Regions from separate parts of the Homo sapiens genome. Here region 1 is linked to region 2. A link is a loop called in an ENCODE intact Hi-C map of the cell type or tissue named here. Cell type or tissue: Calu3. All regions are shown on one strand. Links, peaks and the distances in the headings refer to the core of each region. The heading gives the core; the rest is flanking DNA.

Region 1 (8,345 bases), core at 247-8,246, 63 kb after region 2:
TTACAGGCGTGTACCACCATGCCCAGCTAATTTTTGTATTTTTAGTAGAGATGGGGTTTCACCATGTTGGCCAGGCTGGTCTCGAACTCCTGATCTCAAATGATTCACCTGCCTCGGCCTCCCAAAGTGCCTGGATTACAGTTGTGAGCCACCGTGCATGGCCTACCGAACCGTTTTCTGTAGTGGGTGCACTATTTTCACATTCTCACCAGCAGTGTAAGAGGGTTCTAATTTCTCCACATCCTCAGCAACACTTATTTTCGATTTTTTTTGTTTATAACCATTGCAGTGGGTATGATGTAGTATTTCATTGTGGTTTTGATTTGCATTTCTTTAATAACTAATGATGTTGAGTATTTTTAATGTGCTTATTACTGGTATATTGTCTTTGGAGAAATATTTATTCAAGTCTTTGCCATTTTTGAATTGGGTTGTTTGGGCACCTTTTAGATATGTTACTTTTTTCTCTTCTTTTTTTCACGTCAGATAGGTAATGTGCCTACCTTCTACTCCTAACAAGGTTTGAGGGAGGCACATCTCACATATATGTGTGAAAAACCAATCATCGCACTCATGAACCACAAAAGGATTTAGTCAGTTCCAGCAATGGAGCAGTGTAAATTATTCTCAACAAGAAAAATGAAACAAATTTTTAAAATTAGAAACAAACTTGAAGATACATTTTCTAGGAACTATGGAGAGTAAAGTATATATCCTAAGCGAAGAGGAAGAAACAGAGAAAAATAAAAGAACCAGAAAGCTTCAGGGAGATGAAGAGACCATAAGAGATGCTATTCCTTTAGTTGGGATAACTAGGCTGCCATGGCTATATGGTGTTTGACTAACTGAGTGTTGGGCGAGGGGTGTGGGACAAGACTGTAAATTGAGGATAAAAGAAAATCAGGAAGAACTATTAAGTCGAAGTGATAACAGATATAAAGATTAGCATTCTAATGAAACATTGGTATTTGGTTAGAGTAAGATATGTTGTGCAAATAAAATTGCATCCTGGAGTTCACTTGTTTGGCATTTGTGTGGCATTTTCAGGCCAGGCGTGGTAGCTCATGCCTGTAATCCCAGCACTTTGGGAAGCCGAGGCGGGCAGATCACCTGAGGTAGGACGTTCGAGACCAGCCTGGCCAAGATGGTGAAACCCTGTCTTTACTAAAAATACGATAATTAGTTGGGCATGGTGGTGCATGGCTGTAATCCTAGCTACTACTCTGGAGGCTGAGGCAGGAGAATCGCTTGGACCCAGGAGGTGGAGGTTGTGGTGAACCGAGATCATGCCACTGCTCTCCAGCTTGGGCGACATAGCGAAACTCTGTCTCAAAAAAAAAAAAAGTGTTTTCAGATTTCGTTATTATTTAAGTTTATTATATGCTTTTGATATGAACAAGGTAAAAGAAAGATAATATCTCTACTTCAATGAAACAAGTCTTAGCTTATGTCTTATAGATCAAACCTTGAGGGCTGTGGCATACAACTGCCATCTGGTGACAGTATGTTCGCATAGCAGCGTTAGGTATTTAATACATTAAAAAAAAAACCTACTTGTGGGCAGACTTTGCAAAACTAAAGTCATGATATAATAGTTAAGGGTCCCAGGGGTCTAAATTAATAAGATGTTTTATTTAAAAAAGATAACATATAGGCCAGCCATGGTAGCTCACGCCTATAATCCCAGCACTTTGGGAGGTCGAGGTGGGCAGATCACTTGAGGTCAGGAGTTCAAGACCAGCCTGGCCAACATAGTAAAACCCCATCTCTACTAAAGTACAAAAATTAGTTGGGAGTGATGGCGCATGCCTGTAACCCTAGCTACTGGGGAGGCTGAGGCAGGAGAATCACTTGAACCTGGGAGGCGGAGGTTGCAGTGAGCCGAGATTGGGCCATTGCACTCCAGCCAGGGCAACAGAGTGAGACTCTGTCTAAATTAATAAATAAATAAATAGTCTTTTTAAAAAAAGAACATAACGTGTCAACCTCTGATAATACTTCTTTATGGAAATCAAAGTGATGCAGAGACTGTTCCTGTTTATTATTGGCAAAATGGAATTTTTTATGGACACAGTTTATAAATTGTGAATGGTTTCGTTGTCTTAGTGATTTGATTTACATTTGAATATACTGTAAACGTACACGGCTGAGAAAGTGATTAAATTTTTAAAAAAGAATTGCATCTGAGAGGAGACATTTTGTAAGCTGTGAGTCTCTCATTTTAAAGTTTATAGTCATTTCAACAAAATCAAGCATCCTTTTTTCCATTGTGTAGTTCAATCTTTTTCTTTTTTCTTTTCTTTCTTTCTTTCTTTTTTTTTTTTTTTTTTTGGCCTGGCCATTTTCTCTCAAAAGATCAACCATTTTCTATGTCATGTAAAGGTTCTTAATGCTTTTAGAATTTATTTTACTTGAAGAAATAAGTTCGATAAGTCAAACCCCAAGATGATTTCAGGAGTAATAGACTTTCTTTTGAAAATAGGTATAATACTGGTTGCACAAATGTAAATGATCTGCTCCAATCATCTAAAGTCTGTAAGTTTGGTAGGGACAGACGACCCAATCTCCGGCTGTCTTCTCTTTTGAGTCCAATTGTGAAAGCTTGTCTTTTACTAGTCTCATTTTAATTAGCTGATAACGAGAAACAATGATGAAGTGGCCCGAGGGAAAGCTCCGAGCTATCCAACTGAACATCACAAGACTGGCTCTAGAGTCTAAGAAAAGCTAAAGTATTGCTTAGTTTTTTTTTATTTTTATTTTTTAACTTTCTTTTCTTTTTGTTTTTGTTTTTTTCTTTGAGACAGAGTCTTGCTCTGTCGCCGAGACTGGTGTCTAGTGGCGCAATCTCGGCTCACTGCAACTTCTGCCTCCCAGGTTTGAGATTCTCTTGCTTCAGCCTCCTGAGTAGCTGGGATTACTGGCATGCACCACCATGCCTGCCTAATTTTTGCATTTTTAGTAAAGACAGGGTTTCACCATGTTGGCCAGGCTGGTTTCGAACTCCTGACCTTAGGTGATCTGCCCACCTCGGCCTCTCAAAGTGCTGGGATTATAGGCGTGAGCCTATATTGCTTAGTTTTAAAGTAAAAAAAAGAAAATAACTCGGGGACAATTAGAGTTAGGAAGAAAGGAGAGTCTTAAATACCTTCCTAATTACACTGGTCTGGGAAGTTTGCTTAAGAAATTTTATAATTTTATAAATTATAATGGAATGCCATTTTCCTGAGGAAAACAGTCTATTTTGTTGAAATACCTTAGTTGAATTTGTAAGTGACTTTTAAATCTTCTTGTAGCTCCCTTTGTGAGCAATTACCTACCTATTTCTTTGGTTCATAGTAAGGAGTTACAGGCAAGAGAGGAAGGTATGGTGTCGGGGGAAGATTTATTCAGGCATCCACAGGAAACTCCTTGGGACATTTCCCTGAATCTTACCTCCATTATAAGCGATCAAGGCTTATTATGAGCCTTAATTGATACTTTACACATTTATCCAGTACTAGGCCTCTAACATCTTTAGTGTTAGCTTGAATAAAGTGAGTAAATAGTCAACAGTCTTAAAAATAGACTGATGTCTGCTTTTATCCATCTGTTTTTTACCCATCTGAAGCAAGTAGTTTGATGATAATGTTCCCCAATAATCAGTAGTTGGGAGTCAAATGGACACCTTGCTATCCATAATTTTAGTATGTCTTCACAGTAATGTCTGGATATCCTCTATTTTCTGCTGCTATAGACACCACACAAGTGTAGCTCTTAGTATAAAAATTGCAACAATTAAGTGGTTTTCTGTGCCCCCACTTCTGTCGCATCTGGCCCATCTGGTATGGAGGTAAGTTAAATCCATTTTTGCCGACATCATTTTCTCTTACCCAAGTTCTTAGAATGTTTACAATTTATGTAATATAGCAAATCCAAATTCACTGTTCTGAGGTTCATTCATGTTGATCTCTTGTGGCACTAGTTTTTGGATTCCTGAGCCACCATGTAAGAATACACTTACCCTACTAAAGGGATCACATAAAGAGAAGGAGAGTTTTAGTTGAGACCAGTCTTTAAAGCCATCCCCTACAAGAGACCGGGTATGTGAGTGAATTTGTCTTGGACCCTGCAGACCAGCTCAGCTGCTGAGTACCATTGAGTAACTTCAAGAGAAGGGCAGAGGAATTGGCCAACTGATCCCTGCCTGGATTTCTTACCCACAAAATTATGAGACATAATACTTTTTTTTGGTTTTAAGTTTTAGGGATGGTTTGTTACATTGCAATAGATAAAATAAAACCTAGCTAGCTTTCTACTCTTCCTTCAAGAGTTAGTTTAGGCTTCGTATCTAGGAAACATTTTCAGTTTTCCTTTTTAAGTGCCCTTCCCAGTTTGGATTAGGTGCACATTTTCTTTGTTCCCATGTCATATGAGTACTTCTTACACTGTATTCTATATTTCTAAGTTTATGCTATGTGCTCCACTAAACTGTGGGCTTTTTTAGGGTATGTCTTATTCCCCTTTGTGAGAGGAACTTACCCCAGGACTTAGCACATAGTGGCTATTCAAAATAATAACTAAATCATAGAATCTCAGGGTTGGAAGGACTTTGGATGTCATTTTAAATAATTTGATCTACCAAATGTTTGTTCCTTCAGCCTGTGTGAGAAGTCCCTCTCATGATGAGAACTTATTACTTCTGGAGGCGGCTTATCTTTAAACAGCTCAGACTATGAGCACATGCTTGTCAGCTTAACACTCTCCCTCTCCAATAATTTTTTTCATTCCAGTTCATCTCAAGGCTCATATACTTGTTAATATGTTCATTTGTGTTCACTTACCATAAGCTTTTTAGTGTTTATACCATGTGTACCTAACTGCATTATAAGCTTCAAATAAGGTAGCTATCTTAGACATATTTTCTTTTCCCTGCTGGAATGTGCTCCACCCAGAAGTAACAATTTCTGCTCTTAGCTGATAGACCAGTAGAATGAACTGGGTAAGAAAAAGAAAAATCACAAAAAAGAAAAACAAAAAATAAGAATGAACTGACTGAGTATGGGCTCTGGAGTCAGACATCTTGGGTTCAAATCTTGACACTCTCACATACTACTGATTATGTGAAAAAAGATAAGTTGCTTGATCCAAATAAGTCTGTTTTCCCATGTGAAACAAAACAGAGAGGGTGACTTCCTTGTACATGCATTTACATAGCACTTTATGTATATAGTATTATTTATATAGTACTTAGCCCAGAACCGAAAACATATAAAATGCTTAATGTGTGAATCTAATAATTACTATAGGTACACATTTCATAGGTTTATTCATTTAAAGGAAGAAAAAAAGAAAAAAAAAAAGAAACACAGTGTCAGTTGACTAAATTAAGCATTCTTTCTCATATTGAGCATTGGATAACTGCCTGGTTTTATTTTGTCTTTCTTATCTGCTTCCCTCACCTATGCCTGGCTCCTTTCTCTATAAAACTTTACTATGGTGGCATTCCATTTTTTAAAGCTTATCTGCTTTTGCCTTTTCTTTTTAAAAAACTTTTACTCCTAACCTTGAAAGAGAGATGGAAGATTTGAATGTGCAAATAACCTCATCTGTACACAAGATGATAGATGCTTTTGTCATAACCTTAGATAATCACAAAACCATTTGGATTAAAGCCTATGTTTCACTTGCAAAAAAAGTAAGGCATTGTATAGACAAATTCATCACCTAATTTCACTGGTAAAAATGTCCAAGTTCATACCATAAAGAATTAAGATATTATTCTACTATGGTTTCAGCCTAGCTCTGTGACTCTTCCATGTCTCAGCTTTCTCTACCATAAAACAGTTAATCATAATTTAGAGTCTAAAAAGAAGAAAATAAGAAGAAATAAAATAAAATAAAACAGTTAAAATAGTAATTTCCTATTTACCTCTTAGGATTGCTGTGAATATCAATGTAATGAGGTTCTTGAGGGTAGGTATTAGGGTGGGGGAATGATTCCTTTCCACTTCAGATGTTTCCTACCAGGTGGAAGGACATCCATTTGTGTAACACTTCTGGCACTGATTTGTTCCATACTCATTCTTAACTGAGGATGGGTGAAGAGCACATATTTGTTTTGCAACTTTGTTTTTTGTTTGTTTGTTTCTTTTTAGAGATGGAGTCTTGGGGTGGTGGTGGGGTCTCAATATGTTGCCCTGGTTAGTCTCGAACTCCTGGTCTCAAGCAATCCTCTCGCCTCAGCCTCCCAAGTAGCTGGGATTAGAGGCGGAAGCAACTGTGCCTGGCTGATTGACAACTTTGAATGGAGAAATTAAGCAAGCCTAGTGCAGTCCCTTCCTTTGCTCTGCTTCCTTGGGAGTAGCTGCCTGCAGGGAGCATATATTCTCCTTTGTTCTCCAGGGCTGGCTCTGTTTTCCAGGTCTAATTCTGTTGAGTGGTTAAGTCTGTAAATCTCAGGGTCTGATTATAAAGTCCATGTGGACTTAGATGCACCATATTCTTCAATACTAGTTTTAGGAGCAATGACGTTGGTATTTTGGTATCTGTCTACCTTACTACCATATGCTACATTTCAATTTGTTTCAGGACTTGAACAGGAAAGGGACTTTTTATCTATTGGGCTGCCTTAAAGACCCCTAAACCAAGGGACTAGGTTTTAATAATTTTTATAGTTTTAGCACCTACTGCAGGGTGTGGCACATAGCAGGTACTCAAAAATGCCTTCTTGGTGAAGCCCTTTTGAATAATGTGAAGTGCTGTTAAATGCATGATAATATTTGTTATTTATTTATTAAGGAAGAGAAAGCTGTGCCAAGCACGGTGGCTCACACCTGTAATCTCAGCACTTTAGGAGGCTCAGCCGGGTGGATTACGAGGTCGGGAGTTCAAGACCAGCATGACCAACATGGTGAAACCGCGTCTCTACTAAAAATACAAAAAAATTAGCCGGGTGTGGTGGCGTGTGTCTGTAATCCCAGCTACTCAGGAGGCTGAGGCAGGAGAATCACTTGAACCTGGGAGGCGGAGGTTGCAGTGAGCCGAGATCACTCCACTGCACTCCAGCCTGGGCGACAGAGCAAGACTCCACCTCAAATAAAAAAAAAAAAAAAAAAAAAAAAAAGGCTGTGTTGGTACATTTATTTATCTCAGTTTTCTGGGGGACTCTAATACCACAATATAGTTGATGCCCCCAGGAAATTTGAATAACCACACACAATGTTCCAAAAGTTTTATAAAGTAGCATGGAGAGCTCTCTCCTCCTGCATATATTACAAACTGGAAAACTCAACTATAAGGCAGTAATACAATTTACTTAGGCACTCACAGCAAGTTAATAGTAATGGTTGGAGTAGAATAACAACTTCAGACCTTTATTAAGTAGTCTAGGTTCTTATTTTAATATCTGATGAATTACACTGAGACTGCATCTGTAAGATTCCAAATCACTAAATGTAAATGCCAGACTTGTTCCTCCATTCAGAGGATCAGAAATAGTTGGATATGTTCTAGAATCTTTGGATCACAAACAAAGCCATTGAGGTAGTTTGTATGGAGGAAGTAAGAGACTATCACAATAAAAAAAGAGATGTAAAGTTATCAGAAGAGTAATTTCCAGTTAACTGCACATTTATAGAGACAGCAACAGATGTGTGACAGCTGGGTTAATTGAATGTCTGGTGGACCTTTTTCTACATAAGATAATCCTGTGTGCATATTATGGCGAAGAAAGCAGATGTGACCAGTCAGTTGTCTAATGAAGATAATAAATGTCACCTGGAGAGTATACTGATCTACTAAACTTAATGGTTTGTTTTTCTTAGCTTGCAAGATAATCTGGCAATTAATTTTTGATGGTGTGGTGAATAAATTTTACATCTAAAGCACACATACTATTAAAAAAATTATGTGACAGAATTTGCTATAGCATTTCCTATTTTTAGCTTTTATTTGAAAGTTTTCCAAAACGTATGTTGCCATGAATTTCTAAAGCCATAACCCCATCTCAACACCACTATGTATATATGCAAATGGAACTGAAGTCAGTGAGTTTGATAATTCTGCTGACTTGGGCTGCTAGAACATTAGCTAAGTCTTGATGTGTAAGAAAGAACACTGGTCTGTCAGCCAGGACACCAGAGATCTAGTCAGTGGCTGTGTCACTCAATAATTTAGGGACTTGGATATTTACCCTTGACTCAGAAGTCTTAGGGAAATAAAAAGAAAAAAGAAAACGAATATTTACCTCTCTGGATTTCACCCAATCTCATGTATCTAAAATTAGATGACTGGGCTAGATTGTACTAATTCCTTTTTGCGGTCTGACCAGCCACAATGGGCTTGGACCCACAGTGATCAGCCATGAC
Region 2 (8,345 bases), core at 56-8,055:
AAGGAAGAAGAAAGGAGCAGCCTAGAAAGGCAGGAAACTTTTAGACAATGTCTCTACAGGAGCCAAATGCCACCAATTAAAAATTGTGGCCCCAGTTGGTTGCAGTGGCTTATACCTGTAATTCCAGCACTTTGAAAGGCCAAGGCAGGAGGGTCACTTGAGCCCAGGAATTTGAGACCAGACTGAGCAACATGGTGAAACCCCACCTCTAAAATATATATATATATGTGTGTGTATATATATATATATGTGTGTGTGTATATATATATGTGTGTGTGTATATATGTGTGTGTGTGTGTGTGTGTGTGTGTATATATATATGTATATATGTATATATATATTTAGCCGGGCATGGTGGTGTTCATATGTAGTCCCAGCTACATGGGAATTGGAGGTGGGAGGATTGCTTGAGCCCAGGAGTTCAAAGTTACAATGAGGGAAGGGGAACATCACACACTGGGGCCTGTCGAAGGGTGGGGGTCTAGGGGAGGGAGAGCATTAGGACAAATACCTAATGCATACGGGGCCTAAAACCTAGACGATGGGTTGATAGGTGCAGCAACCCACCATGGCACATGTATACCTATGTAACAAACCTGCACATTCTGCACATGTATCCCAGAACTTAAAATAAAAAAAGTAATCCCATTTACAATAGCTACACATAAAATTAAATACCTAGGAATTAACCAAAGAAGTGAAATATCTCTATAATGAAAACTGTAAAACATGGGTAAAATAAATGGAAGAGGACACCAAAAAATGCAAAAATATTCCATGTTCATGGATTGGAAGAATCAATGTTGTTAAAAATGTCCATACTGTTAATTGCAATCCACAGATTCAATGCAATTACTATCAAAATACCAATTACATTCTTCACAGAAATACAAAAACAATCCTATAATTTATATGGAAGTATGAAAGACCCAGAATAGCCAAAGCTATCCTAAGGCAAAACACACACACACACAAACACACACACACACACACACACACACAAAACAAAAAACAAAAAACAAAAAACAAAAAAAAAACTAAACTAAAGGAATCACATTACCTGACTTCCAATTGTACTACAGAGGTATAGTAACCAAGACAGCATGGTATTGGCATAAAAAGAGACACCTAGACCAATGGAACAAAATAGACAACCTAGGAACAAATCCGTACACCTTCAGTGAACTCATTTTTGACAAAGGTGCCAAGAACATAAACTAGGGAAAAGAAAGTCTCTTCAATAAATGGTGCTATGAAAACTGGATATCCATATGCAGAAGAATGAAACTAGACCCCTATTTCTTGCCAGATACAAATATCAAATCAAAATGGATTAAAGACATAAATCTAAGACCTCAAACTATGAAACTGTTACAAGAAAACATTGGAGAAAAGCTCCAGGACATTGGTCTGGGCAAAGATTTTTTGAGCAATATCCCACAAGCACAAGCAACCAAAGCAAACATGGACAAATGGGATCACATGAAGTTAAAAAACTTCTGCACAGCAAATGATACAATGAAGAAAGTGAAGAGACAACCCACAGAATGGGAGATAATATTTGCAAACTACCCATCTGACAAGGGATTAATAATCATAATATATAAGGAACTCAAATAACTCTATAGGAAAAAGTCTAGTAATCCAATAAAAAATGAGCAGAAGATTTGAATAGAGATTTCTGAGAAGACGACATACAAATGGCAAACAGGCATATGAAAAGATGCCCAACATCAGTGATCATCAGAAATGCAAATCAAAGCTACAATGAGATATCATCTCACCCCAGTTAAAATGGCTTATATGCTGGCAAGGATGTGGTGAAAATGGAACCCTTGTATACTGTTGGTGGGAATGTAAATTAGTACAACCACTATGGGAACGATTTGGACGTTCCTCAAAAAACTAAAAGTTGAACTACCATATGATCCAGCAATCCCACTGCTGGGAATATACCCAAAAGAAAGTATATCAAAGAGATACCTGCACTCCTATGTTTGTTGCAGCACTGTTCATAATAGCTAAGATTTGGAATCAAACTAATGTCCATCAACAGATGAATGGATAAAGAAAATGTGGAGCATATACACAATGGAGTGCTATTCAGCCATAAAAAAAATGAGATCCATTCATTTGCAACAATATGGATAGAACTGGAGATCATTATGTTAAGTGAAATAAGCCTTGCACAGAAAAAGAAACTGCATGTTCTTACTTATTTGTGGGATCTAAAAATCAAACAATTGAACTCACGGACATAGAGAGTAGACGGATGGTTGTCAGAGGTTGGGGAGGGTAGTAGGGGGCTGGGGGTGATGTGCGGATGGTTAATGGGTACAAAAAATAGAAAGAAGGAATAAGACCTACTATTTGACAGAACATCAGGGTGACTATCGTCAATAATGACTTAATTGTCCATTTTAAAATAAAGAGTGTAATTGGATTGTTTGTAACTCAAAGGGTAAGTGCCTGAGGGGAAGGATACCTGATTCTACATGATGTGATTATTTCATATTGCATGCCTGTATCAAAACATCTCATGTACCCCATGAATATATACCTACTATGTAGTCATAAAAATTAAAAAAGAAAAAAAATTTAAAAAGCACTAAATTTCTGTGTACTCCAAATTGTCTACAATAACAATGTATGACTTCTATAAATTGCAAATAAAAACCTATTTAAAGTTAAAAACCTAACCTGCGTTAAAAGAGCTGTAGCCTTCTATGTAATTAAAGCCTTTAATAAATCAGTTATTCTTTCTGATATTGATTCTGAATAACCGATTCTGAATAATTTCATATTGTTGAAAAATAAACAGAATCCCTTGTAATTGTTGTCAAAGTAGAAATAATACACAATTAAAGTATTGTCATAGCCTGGTATGTCTTAGAATGAACAGGATTCTAATTTATTTGTAACTCTATAAATAATTTATAAATTTCATAAATAAAGCTATTTATTTATAAATACATATTCATGTAGTTGTATATAAATATGTCAGTTTCTGTGAAACACAAACATAAGTAAAATCGATGTCTTTTCTCAGCTTCATGGCAATGTATTCATTTTGACAAGAAGCAGCAAAGAGCAACAAGCATGAACTTTTAGAGCAAGAAGCCCTGGCTTCCAGTCAGTCCCTGGGTCATCACCTATTAGTAGTGTGACTCAGGTCAATTATTTTCTGTGACCTCTCATTTTCTCTTCCATAAAATGGAGAAATTAATAATTTCTTTCTTAAGGGTTCTCATGCAGATCAAATTAAATAGTGCACAAGAAAGCACTCTGCAAACAGTTAATTGCTATATTCACTGTTCTTTATTATTTTATTCTAGATGAGACAAACGGCACCCTTTGCTTTTCTTGGTAAATTCATGGATGCTTGCTAACTAGAATTCTGCAATCAGACAATATGCATGTAGGGAGAATTTTGTAGAATGTTATTATGCTTCAATTATATAAATGTCCTATTGTAGCCTCTCCTTTCTTTCCATTAAAAAAGTATTCTTTTAAAACAATTTGTCAGAAAGCTACTGGTGTGATGACACTGGTTTATTTAAACACTACCACGTTCCCTCCTTTCTATGAGGATCATTTGCAGTTTCACAGACAGAATTGCCTTTTTGAGGGTTTCCAAATTTAGGTTCAGTGTTTTTTTTCTCATCAATGTTGAGTTCCAACTTAGAATCTCATTCTAACCTGACTGATGACCTCTCCAAGTGGCCTTCCCGTCTGTGGAATAATCAGTTAAGAAAACAACCACAGTTATTATTTTTTTTTACAGGACTATTGAATTGAGTTGTGTTATAATGCTAAGAAAGGACCTCAAATAGATCTAGCAATGAATACAATTTTCGTGGGTTTCGTTGGGTGACAGTGAAACTGTTGCCTAATATAAAAATAGAAACATAGGAAAGAAATTTGTAAGACTTCCAAAATATCAGCCATTTCACATGATAGTTTATAGTGCCTGGCTCTCTTGGGCATTGTAGTATTTATGTGTGTTTTGTTTGTTTGTTTCATTTTCTATTTGGAGCTAAAAAGACCTCGTGTTCATGTTGATGTAATGACAGACAAGGCTTTTTACTCTCCAAGTGCTCCAGAGCATACTCTGGGGTGTAGAGGATGTGAAATGCATAAACAGAATGGCTCCATAGCAAGTGCCAAACACAGGGTTACCTTCCTTTTGTTGCCCTCAGGTACATTCATTCATATTCATATCATCATCCTATGTACTAGTGCCCTCTTGTGAAAGATGTTGTTATGGGTGCACATTTTGTAGACATTTTGCCTATTTCTTCTCAAAAAACAAAAGTTAATGTATACCAACAGTGATTGGCTGGGCGCCATGGCTCACGCCTGTAATCCTAGTACTTTGGGAGGCCAAGACTGCCAGATCGCTTGACTTGAGCTCAGGAGTTCAAGATCAGCCTGGGCAACATGCTGAAACTCTGTCTCTAAAAAAAAAAAAAAAAAAAATAGAAAAACTAGCCTGGCATTGGGGGCACATGCCTGTAGTCCCCACTACTCAGAAGGCTGAGGTAGGAGGATCAACTGAGCCCAGGAGTTCGAGGCTGCAGTGAGCTGAGATCATGCCACTGCACTCTACCCTGGGTGACAGAGCCAGAGCCTGTCTCAAAACAACAACAACAACAACAACAAAACAGTGACTGAAGCATCTTTGTCCATCCCTTTCTCCTTCCTCCTTTTCCTTTTTGTTTTTTATATGTTCTCCCCTTCCATTTCCTCTCTTTATGCATTTTCTTTGCTTCGAATCATTCTCACCCTTCTTTATGTTATTAAGTATTTAGAAACATGAAGTTGATCATGAAGGATTTGAAAATTCTTCCCCATCTCCCACTGAGAATACAGAGGTATTGGAAAACATAGAATCATTGGACTCTTTAGGCCTTTTTTTTCAGATTCATCTCCATGGCCTGAAGTTATGGTGAACTGAGAGGAAGGGGTATTATTCTGGGGACCAAAATAATTACTGTCAACCTTTAACTTCAAGGTTTATTACAAGTTGCTGAGCCAAAAGTAAATCTGTAGAAATGTCCCACATGCAATATTTTTCTTAACAGAATGGGCCTCAGTTTCTTTGTCTGTAAAATGGGGTTGAAGATACTAACACATAATTAATAGTAATTATGGGAGAAAGGAACCAGATTGTCACAGGGCTTTAACTATCTTAAATTACAAGACAAGAAATGTGGACTTGGCTGTTACACAACAGGAAATCATCAAACTTTATTTTTAGCAGGTTAATTTTTAGAAAATTTATATCATGGCAGTGTGTGGCAGGGATTAGGATCAGGAGAGACTAAAGGTGGGCAGGTTATTTGACATGTCTAAGTAATGTGTAATGATAATAATTGCTAACATTTATGGAGTGTTTACCATATCCCGGGCATTTTGCTAATCTTTTATCTGCCTTATCTCATTTTATTCCTTCAGCCACCCTATGAGATAGGCAACATTTGTTATCTACATTTTACAGATGAGGAAACTGAGCTACAGAACAATGAAGAAATGTACCCAAGCTGTTACTTAGTATGAGGTCACCAAAGACGAGATCAGTAAGTGGTAGAACTAGAATTTGGCCATAGGCTGTCTGGCTTAACTACTGTGATGTACTGTCTCTAATGCATCAGTCAATATTTCCCCAAAGTGCCATCCGTATTCACTCATTAGCATTACTTCAAAGAGTATTTAATGATTTTGGAATTTTCTATGTAGAATGATTTTTTTAAGTAGTCTTACATGATGTGGGTATTATGTGTCTTGAATTTGTGATTTTTTTTTTTCAGAGAACGGAAGCTTTATCCCTCAAGCATAAAAAAAGATTGTTTATGGTGAAAATTATATTAAAATATACTTTAAGCTTCACTGCCTTTGTAAAGGGTTTTCTTGAATATGATTGATTCAAGGTTTTTATAAATTCTTTTACTGTTATGGCAAACCTTTGGAAACTATTAGGGTTTGGAATATTGTATGAACCTAAAGTGACTAACTTCAGATTAATTGCTTCTTTCTTCTTTTCTTTTCTTTTTTTTTTTAATTTCTGACTCTCTAACTCAGTGATTCTCTCCATTGTTAGGGAGGATTTAGTTTCTTCTTTGGCTATAAGCCCTCAGACCGGTAACTAATAGATGCTTCTTGTTTCCTTCCTTGTGCTCTGCTGTCTCTGATCACTGACGTCAGGGCATCTGCTGCTTGCTATCCTTCTTGTATTTTATAACAATGATTCCCTTTCCCTCTGCTTCTCTCTCTTTCATTCTCTTTCTCTGATCTCTCTCCTTTTCTTCCTATTCTTCTCAGTTTTGTTGCTAATGGGTCTGGATTTGGCTATCCAGGCTAATCCATCGGATATTCCCTCTTTCTAGGAAAAAGAGGGGTGAGGTGGTTTGTGTGAAATTTGGCTCATTACCTCTGGCCAGTGAAATACCATAAACACAAGACCTATAAACTATGCACCTTTAATTAACTCTTGGCTATTTTCATGATTTCCCTTATTTGGCGGGTTCTAGGTTGCTTTGAATAGCTGAGGTTACTAGACATCTGAATCTGAAAAATCATAGCTCTATGTTATTTCTTTCTTTCTTTCTTTCTTTCTTTCTTTCTTTCTTTCTTTCTTTCTTTCCTTCCTTCCTTCCTTCCTTCCTTCCTTCCTTCCTTCCTTCCTTCCTTCCTTCCTTCCTTCCTTCTTTCTTTTCTTTCTTTCTTTCTTTCTTTCTTTCTTTCCTTTTTTTTTTGATATGGAGTCTCGCTCTGTCGCCCAGGCTGGAGTGCAGTGGCGCGATCTCCGCTCACTGCAAGCTCCGCCTCGCGGGTTCACGCCATTCTCCTGCCTCAGCCTCCCGAGTAGCTGGGACTACAGGCGCCTGCCACCACGCCCGGCTTATTTTTTGCATTTTTAGTAGAGACGGGGTTTCACCGTGTTAGCCAGGATGGTCTCGATCTCCTGACCTCGTGATCCGCCCACCTTGGCCTCCCAAAGTGCTGGGATTACAGGCGTGAGCCACCGCGCCCGACCACTCTATTTTATTTCTGAAATATAAAGTTGAATTCTGGCATTTAACTTTGAAGACTCTAAGCTGTGTTACCTTTAGGTTTAATTATTTCAGTATTAGTATAATAGCAATGTAGCTGATGTATTCCAAATATTTGTATGTGAAATAATTATTAGTCTTTTAAATATTTTCCATTTTTAAAATATATCAGTTCCTGATTATAAGATGACATTATTTTTTGTTAGTCACTCCAGAAATTTTTAAAAAGCACTCAAAGCTCCCAGTGGTTCTAATATAATTGTATGGGCTCAATTAATGTTTGCTAAAATTGCTTAGAAAATATCTGAATCAGCCTGGCGCGGTGACTCACGCCTGTAATCCCAGCACTTTGGGAGGCCAAGGCGGGTGGATCACGAGGTCAGGAGATCGAGACCATCCTGGCTAACACGGTGAAACCCCGTCTCTACTAAAAAATACAAAAAATTAGCTGGGCGTGGTGGCGGGTGCCTGTAGTCCCAGCTACTCCGGAGGCTGAGGCAGGAGAATGGCGTGAACCCGGGAGGTGGAGCTTGCAGTGAGCCGAGATGGCACCACTGCACTCCAGCCTGGGCAACAAAGCGAGACTCCGTCTCAAAAACAAAAAAAAAAAAAAAAAAGAAAATATCTGAATCATACTTAGCATATTACTGCATTAAATTTTTAAGGACCATTAACTTTTAAAGGGAGTTTTGTAGCACTCAGATCTATTTGTGAAGTAGTAAGGTTTAGTTTAAAAGCAAAGCAACAAAATGAAACTAATTCTGATTCTTTGAAACAAAAGACTTTTTCCCATAAATCAAAACTGCATACATTTATAGATACAAATACTTCTTAATAAAATAACTTCCCTTTAAAACTGGCTTTCAAATATTACAATTCCTCATCTTTGTTCTTCTATATATATAAAACAAGCTTGATCATACTTGTCAGTTTAAAACTAAACCAAAAATAGGTCTTCAGAAAGGCATCATATATGATGTTTAGTTTTAAACTGACAAGTATTATCAAGCTTCATCTAAATTAAAGGTAGGAAAAATGGAGACTTTCTGTGCCTTAAACTTGTTCGAAAACATAAAGCTATTTTATCACTAATGGATTTCTTCAGCACAACCATGCAAAATGGCCCTATCACTGCTTTATTTAACAAGCTGTTTTTATTTGTACTAGAATCCTCAAATGAGAAAGGGAGTATATTCCATTCTGTTTACATTGGTTGTAAATCAGGCCAGAAGACCAGAAGCGAATCTTCACCTTCAAAGGAAGAGTTCTCTTTGATAGGAGGAAATCTTTTTA

The links. Hi-C counts contacts between places; a loop is a spot of excess contacts. Peaks named below come from ENCODE experiments on the same cell type or tissue, not always from the same donor. Only the 100,000 strongest peaks of a DNase experiment are listed, where the experiment ranks them.
Region 1: it touches region 2 in a loop (2.4-fold over the local background); 2 of 110 quality-filtered maps call a loop at or near these places.

The regions. Positions count from the first base shown.
Region 1 is chrX:113,000,539-113,008,883 of GRCh38, forward strand. It overlaps the pseudogene LOC124905274. Among named protein-coding and RNA genes, the nearest start is that of AMOT, 160 kb to the left of the region's middle. In Calu3, for the core only: no CTCF peak of the experiment used is centred there; no DNase peak of the experiment used is centred there.
Region 2 is chrX:112,937,384-112,945,728 of GRCh38, forward strand. No RefSeq gene overlaps it. Among named protein-coding and RNA genes, the nearest start is that of AMOT, 100 kb to the left of the region's middle. RefSeq lists an enhancer at 1-354. In Calu3, for the core only: no CTCF peak of the experiment used is centred there; a DNase peak (open chromatin) is centred at 4,338.